Linked DNA regions of Homo sapiens: region 2 is linked to region 1. The links are chromatin loops, found by intact Hi-C in ENCODE. Cell type or tissue: B cell. All regions are shown on one strand. Each heading gives the region's core, and the rest is flanking DNA. Links, peaks and the distances in the headings are about the cores only.

Region 1 (2,909 bases), core at 208-2,707:
CTGCATGAGGGCCATCAGGCAGCTGACCTGGCTTGCTGTCACCTGAAAAGTTGAGCAAAGAAGGCCTAAGTGAATGAGACACGTTTTGAGGGGAGAAAGGAGCCAGGGGAGTAAAGCCCTGCTCTCCTCTCCTGCTCCCTTACCCCTGCCAGCGCCTCTCCATACTGCTCCCTCGCCCCTGCCAGCGCCTCTCCATACTGCTCCCTCGTCCCCTGCCAGCGCCTCTCCATACTGCTCCCTCGTCCCCTGCCAGCGCCTCTCCATACTGCTCCCTCGTCCCCTGCCAGCGCCTCTCCATACTGCTCCCTCACCCCTGCCAGTGCCTCTCCATACTGCTCCCTCACCCCTGCCAGTGCCTCTCCATACTGCTCCCTCATCCCCTGCCAGCGCTCCCTCATCCCCTGCCAGCGCCTCTCCATAATGCTCCCTCACCCCTGCCAATGCCTCTCCATACTGCTCCCTCACCCCTGCCAGCACCTCTCCATACTGCTCCCTCACCCCTGCCAGCACCTCTCCATACTGCTCCCTCGTCCCCTGCCAGCGCCTCTCCATACTGCTCCCTCGTCCCCTGCCAGCGCCTCTCCATACTGCTCCCTCGTCCCCTGCCAGCGCCTCTCCATACTGCTCCCTCGTCCCCTGCCAGCGCCTCTCCATACTGCTCCCTCGTCCCCTGCCAGCGCCTCTCCATACTGCTCCCTCGTCCCCTGCCAGCGCCTCTCCATACTGCTCCCTCGTCCCCTGCCAGCGCCTCTCCATACTGCTCCCTCGTCCCCTGCCAGCGCCTCTCCATACTGCTCCCTCGTCCCCTGCCAGCGCCTCTCCATACTGCTCCCTCGTCCCCTGCCAGTGCCTCTCCATAGCCATCACCAACCAGAAGCCAGAGATGGAGGGAGTCTGCTGGTGCCACCCAGTCAGATCTGCCTGCAGGGCAGAGAGCAGGGTGGAGGGCCAATCTGGATGTGCAAACGGGAGCCTGCCAGCATAGGCACAGATTGGGAATGATCAAACAATCTGGTCATTTGGCAAAAATAGAACAGTACACCAATGGCTGTAATTTTTATGTCTCTATAGTGCAACTTTGTAGGTTTTCTCATCGCACATTTTTGGCTCACCACAACCTATACTCAGTGTCAGCTTTGACAATCTTACATGACACTGTGCTCTGTTTCACAGCTAGGGAGCCTGCATGATACAGTGGAAAAGAATTCCATGAGGCCATGTAGATGGGTTGGAGGCAGGTGAGATGGCAGTCCTGACGCAAGTGCGGAACATGCCCACCCTGAGGTTCTGCATGTCTCTTTTTGACATGTACCCCCCGCAAATTCCTCACATGCTCTCATAAAAGGACGGGGTAGGACATCTATAGCAATATTCCTTGAGGTGGTGGGAGATGGAGGGCCCACTCCAGGGAGACTGGTTGGGTAAGATGCAACAGAAGCAAACCATGGGACTCAGTAGCAGGAAGGAAACTGTGGTTCACATAGAGCATGCAAGAGTTCAAAGCAGAGCTGAGTAGAAAGAGGAAGACAGAAGTGAGATTTGTAATTCTGAACCACTCAAATAGGTTAAAAATAGCACTCACAGGCAACAAACGCATACGCATGCACACACACACACACCATTTTGCACTCTTACAAACCAAAACACTTTAGAATGGTTGGCTTTTGAAAGGAGAGGGAGAGGAGAGGAATGGCATTGAAAAAGGATAAACAGCCCCCTAAATAAAAAGAAGAGAGCCTAGACTCAAGAGACAGAACACACCTGGGCTTCCATCAAAGAAGCTGTACTGTGTGTGACCTTGGGTAGGCGTGTTACTGAGTTGTTTCATCTTGCAAACAGGAGGAAACGGTAATAAATAGATCCCGAGGCATGTCAATGTGACCTAGCTAGACCTGTCTGAGACGCTGATCCACCAAGACCTGTTCCCAGGTGGGTTGACAAAGGCCTGTGTCCCAACAAGTGTAGGGCAAAGGGCAGCCTGGGCCACTTGGAGGTGACCCAGCAGCAGCTGTGTATATGTGGTCAACATACGCGACACATCCAGAGCTCTGACAAAGCCCCTCAATCCAAAAATATGTCTCGCTGCCAGCATCAGGGGTTCCTTTCTTTGAGCTAAAGCCTCTTCTGTATCGGGGGAACCCGCCCCCAGTATTTCAACGTAGGCTCTTTCTATTTTCCATAAGTGTCAGCCAGCTGAGAAATAAGGAGAGAGTACAAAGAGAGGAATTTTGCAGCTGGGCCGCCGGGGGCGACATCACATATCGGTAGGACCGTGATGCCCACCTGAACCTCAAACCAGCAAGTTTTTTATTAAGGGTTTCAAAAGGGGAGGGTGTCTAAGAACAGGGAGTAGATCACATGCTTCAAAGGGCAAAAAGGAGAACCACTGATAAGGGTCTGTCTTCAGCAGTGCACATATTGTCTTGATAAACATCTTAAACAACAGAAAACAGGGTTCGAGAGCAGAGAGCTGGTCTGACCACAGATTTACCAGGGCCCGGTTTTTCCCCACCCTAGTAAGCCTGAGGGTACTGCAGGAGACCAGGGCATATCTCAGTCCTTATCTCAACCACATAGGATAGACGTCCCCAGAGCGGCTGTTTATAGACTCCCCCCAGGAATGCATTCCTTCCCCAGGGTATTAATATTAATATTCCTTGCTAGGAAAAGAATTTAGTGATATCTTCCCTACTTGCATGTCCATTTATAGGCTCTCTGCAAGAAGAAAAATATGGCTCTTTTTGCCCTACCCCTCAGGCAGTCAGACCTTATGGATGTCTTCCCTTGTTCCCTAAAATCGCTGTTATTCTGTTCATTTTCAAGGTGCACTGATTTCATATTGTTCAAACACACATGTTTTACAATCAATTTGTACAATTAACACAATTATCACAGTGGTCCTGAGGTGA
Region 2 (2,909 bases), core at 145-2,644, 70 kb after region 1:
ATAAAGAACTCTGGAGCGCCGGGCACAGTGGCTCATGCATGTAATCCCAGCACTTTGGGAGGCCAAGGCGAGTGGATCACGAGGTTAGGAGTTCAAGACCAGCCTGGCCAACATGGTGAAACCCCATCTCTACTAAAAATACAAAAATTAGCTGGGCGTGGTGGCGCTTGCCTGTAATCCCAGCAACTCAGGAGGCTGAGGCAGGAGAATTGCTTGAACCCAGGAGGCGGAGGTTGCAGTGAGCCAAGATTGCGCCACTGCACTCCAGCCTGGGCGACAGAGTGAAACTCCATCTCAAACAAACAAACAAACAAACAAACAAACAAAAAACAGAACTCTGGAGGCAGAGCGAGCCTGGACAGGTGGAGCAGGAAATTGTGAATTCAGGACTGGAGCTGAGAAGCCGAGGCTGGAAGTAGATCAGGGTGTCAGCAGCATCCAGGGGGCTGCTGAAGCCATAGGAGTGAGTGGAGTAACTTAGGGTGGGAAAGGGAGAGGAGAACAGACACTGGGACCACATTATTCAAAGGTGGATTGGAGGAAGAAGAAAAGGAGAAGTGGGGAGGGAGGTTGGAGAGTGGGAAGGAGCCAGCGAAGACAAAACTTGAAAGAACGGATCAGAAGAGGAAACAGAACTCCTGGAAACAAAAACACATTCAGGAGGAAGAGCATGACTGTGGAGTAAAGTGCTGCAGAGAATGTAAGCAGGAGATGGGGACTAGCAATGGGGTTTGATAATGAGGCCATTAGCCAGTTTCTGAGCTAAGAGGAAAAAGTTAAGTGGTTAAAGATGCAGAGGGAGAGAAGGTAACTACAGAGCTGCATCTCCAGGCGCTGGGAGTAGATGGGATTCAGAGCACATAGAGGAATGAATCTTGGAAAGCAGAGGGAGATGGACGTTGTTCCCATCAGTGTTCTCTGACAAGGCACAAAGGCGTCTGCTGACAGCTGGGAGGAAATGCTGGGCTGGGCGGCCTGAGTCGGTGGCTGGGCCTCTGCGGAGTGGGACAGAGGTGGGAGATGGGGCCCCTGTCTGCAGTGGCCCCAGCAGCCTGCATTGCATTGTATTTTTTCCAGCTACAGAGGCTCAGGAGGTGAGCAGAATGAAGGTGGGTGGTTTCCCTCAAGTTTGGGGATTAGGCAAACTAAAGGGCAAGAAAGGAAGGACAAGGGTGCTGTGAGAGCACCACTGGCGCCACCATATTCAGGGTCAAATTTCCCTGCCCTTTGTCTCAGGAAGGTCAAATGCAGGGGCAGTCACCCCCACTCAATGAACCTTCTTCCTGGGGGATGTTGGCTAATGGGCTGCTGGTCCCTCAGCTGGGCTAGTTCTGTTTGGAAGGAGGAAGCCCCACAGATGTCCCCAGAGGCAGCTTCTGCTCTGTGTCCCCAGAGGCAGCTTCTGCTCTGTGTCCCCAGAGGCAGCTTCTTCTCTGTGTCCCCAGAGGCAGCCTCCAGCCCAGACGGCTGTAGAGAATGGAGACCAGCAGGCTCACCTGCCCCAGGGTTGACTCTCCAGCTCCTGAAGGAATCCGGGGATCCCGGGGTTGGAAGAGACCTTAGTGAACAACTAGTCCAGTGGTTCTCAGGCAGTGGTGACCCCTATAGGCATTTTGGACATATGTGGGGATATGTCTAAAATGGCACAACAATTAGAAGAATGCTCCCCATATTTAGTAGGTATAGGCCAGGTATGCCTGGCCTTGTGCAATGCACAATTCAATCCTGCACAGCAAATTCTGTCCCTTACTCCCATGGCTTTATTTACTTCTTTATTTATTTATTGAGAGACAGGGTCTGGCTCTGTTACTCAGGCTGGAGTGCAGTGGCACCATCATAGCTCACTATAACCTCAAACTCACAGGCTCAAGCCATCTTCCTGTCTCGACCTCCTGGGTAGCTGGAACTACAGACAGATGCCACCATACCCAACTAATTTTTTCTTTTTTTTGTAGAGATGAGGTCTTGCTATGCTGCCCAGGCTGGTCTCAAACTCCCGGCCTCAAGCAGTCTCCCCACCTCTGCCTCCCAAAGCACTGGGATTACAGGCATGAGCTATTGTGCCTATCCTCCCATGGCTTCTGAATGCCTTGCCAAGCAGTAAAAACGTGTCCAGACTCTCTGTGAACTATGGTTAACAGAAACAGTTTAATTGTCTAGGAATGTTTCTGTATATAAATCAAGGAGTACTGAGCATGGTGTATGCCTGTAATCCCAGCTACTTGCAAGGCTGAGGTGAGAGGATCGCTTGAGCCCAGGAATTTGAATCCTGCCTGGGGAACATAGCAAGACCCCGTCTCTAACAACAAAAAAAACGTAGCCATAATGTTAGTTCCAGAAAAGTCGAGAGATTGTATGTCAAAACTTTACTAAGAGTTGTGTGTCATTTTGGAAAATCACATCTCTGAAGGCAAAGCTCCCAACAGTAATTGAGTGATTAAAACAACACCACTGTATCAGTCTACATTTGCATCACATGCATTCATGATGATTCTACATATAGACGCAAGCACGTCATTATTTCATTCTATTATGCATAATCATGCCTGAAGGTTTACATGTTGAAAAGCATATTCTTATAAATTATGTCATTTTAGTTTTATATATCAGTTAGGGAATTCTATTGATTTTTAAAAATATGTCAGTTTTTAAAAAGTAGGGTTTTACTCTGTTACTTTATTTCAGGATAATAAGAGGATATTATCAAATATTTGCTATAAAAGAGGGTGTTTTTATTCTGGCGGTTATAAAAGGATCTCGTTACAATCTCTCACTCGGTGAGTTGAATTCTCTCTATAGCAGCTCTAACAACTGGCTGCCCAGCTCTGCTTGAATATCTTCAGGGCAGGGAACTCATCCCCTCTCCAGGTCATCTGTCCCATCATCAGGGAGCTGGCTGTTAGAAAGGG

Evidence for each region. Peaks named below come from ENCODE experiments on the same cell type or tissue, not always from the same donor. Only the 100,000 strongest peaks of a DNase experiment are listed, where the experiment ranks them.
Region 2: it touches region 1 in a loop (6-fold over the local background); 2 of 110 quality-filtered maps call a loop at or near these places.

What each region holds. Positions count from the first base shown.
Region 1 is chr7:128,107,381-128,110,289 of GRCh38, forward strand. No RefSeq gene overlaps it. Among named protein-coding and RNA genes, the nearest start is that of MIR593, 27 kb to the left of the region's middle. RefSeq lists an enhancer at 1,013-1,092. In B cell, for the core only: no CTCF peak of the experiment used is centred there; a DNase peak (open chromatin) is centred at 1,601; H3K4me3 peaks cover 1,550 bases; H3K27ac peaks cover 2,000 bases.
Region 2 is chr7:128,177,390-128,180,298 of GRCh38, forward strand. No RefSeq gene overlaps it. Among named protein-coding and RNA genes, the nearest start is that of MIR129-1, 29 kb to the right of the region's middle. In B cell, for the core only: no CTCF peak of the experiment used is centred there; a DNase peak (open chromatin) is centred at 1,412; H3K27me3 peaks cover 439 bases.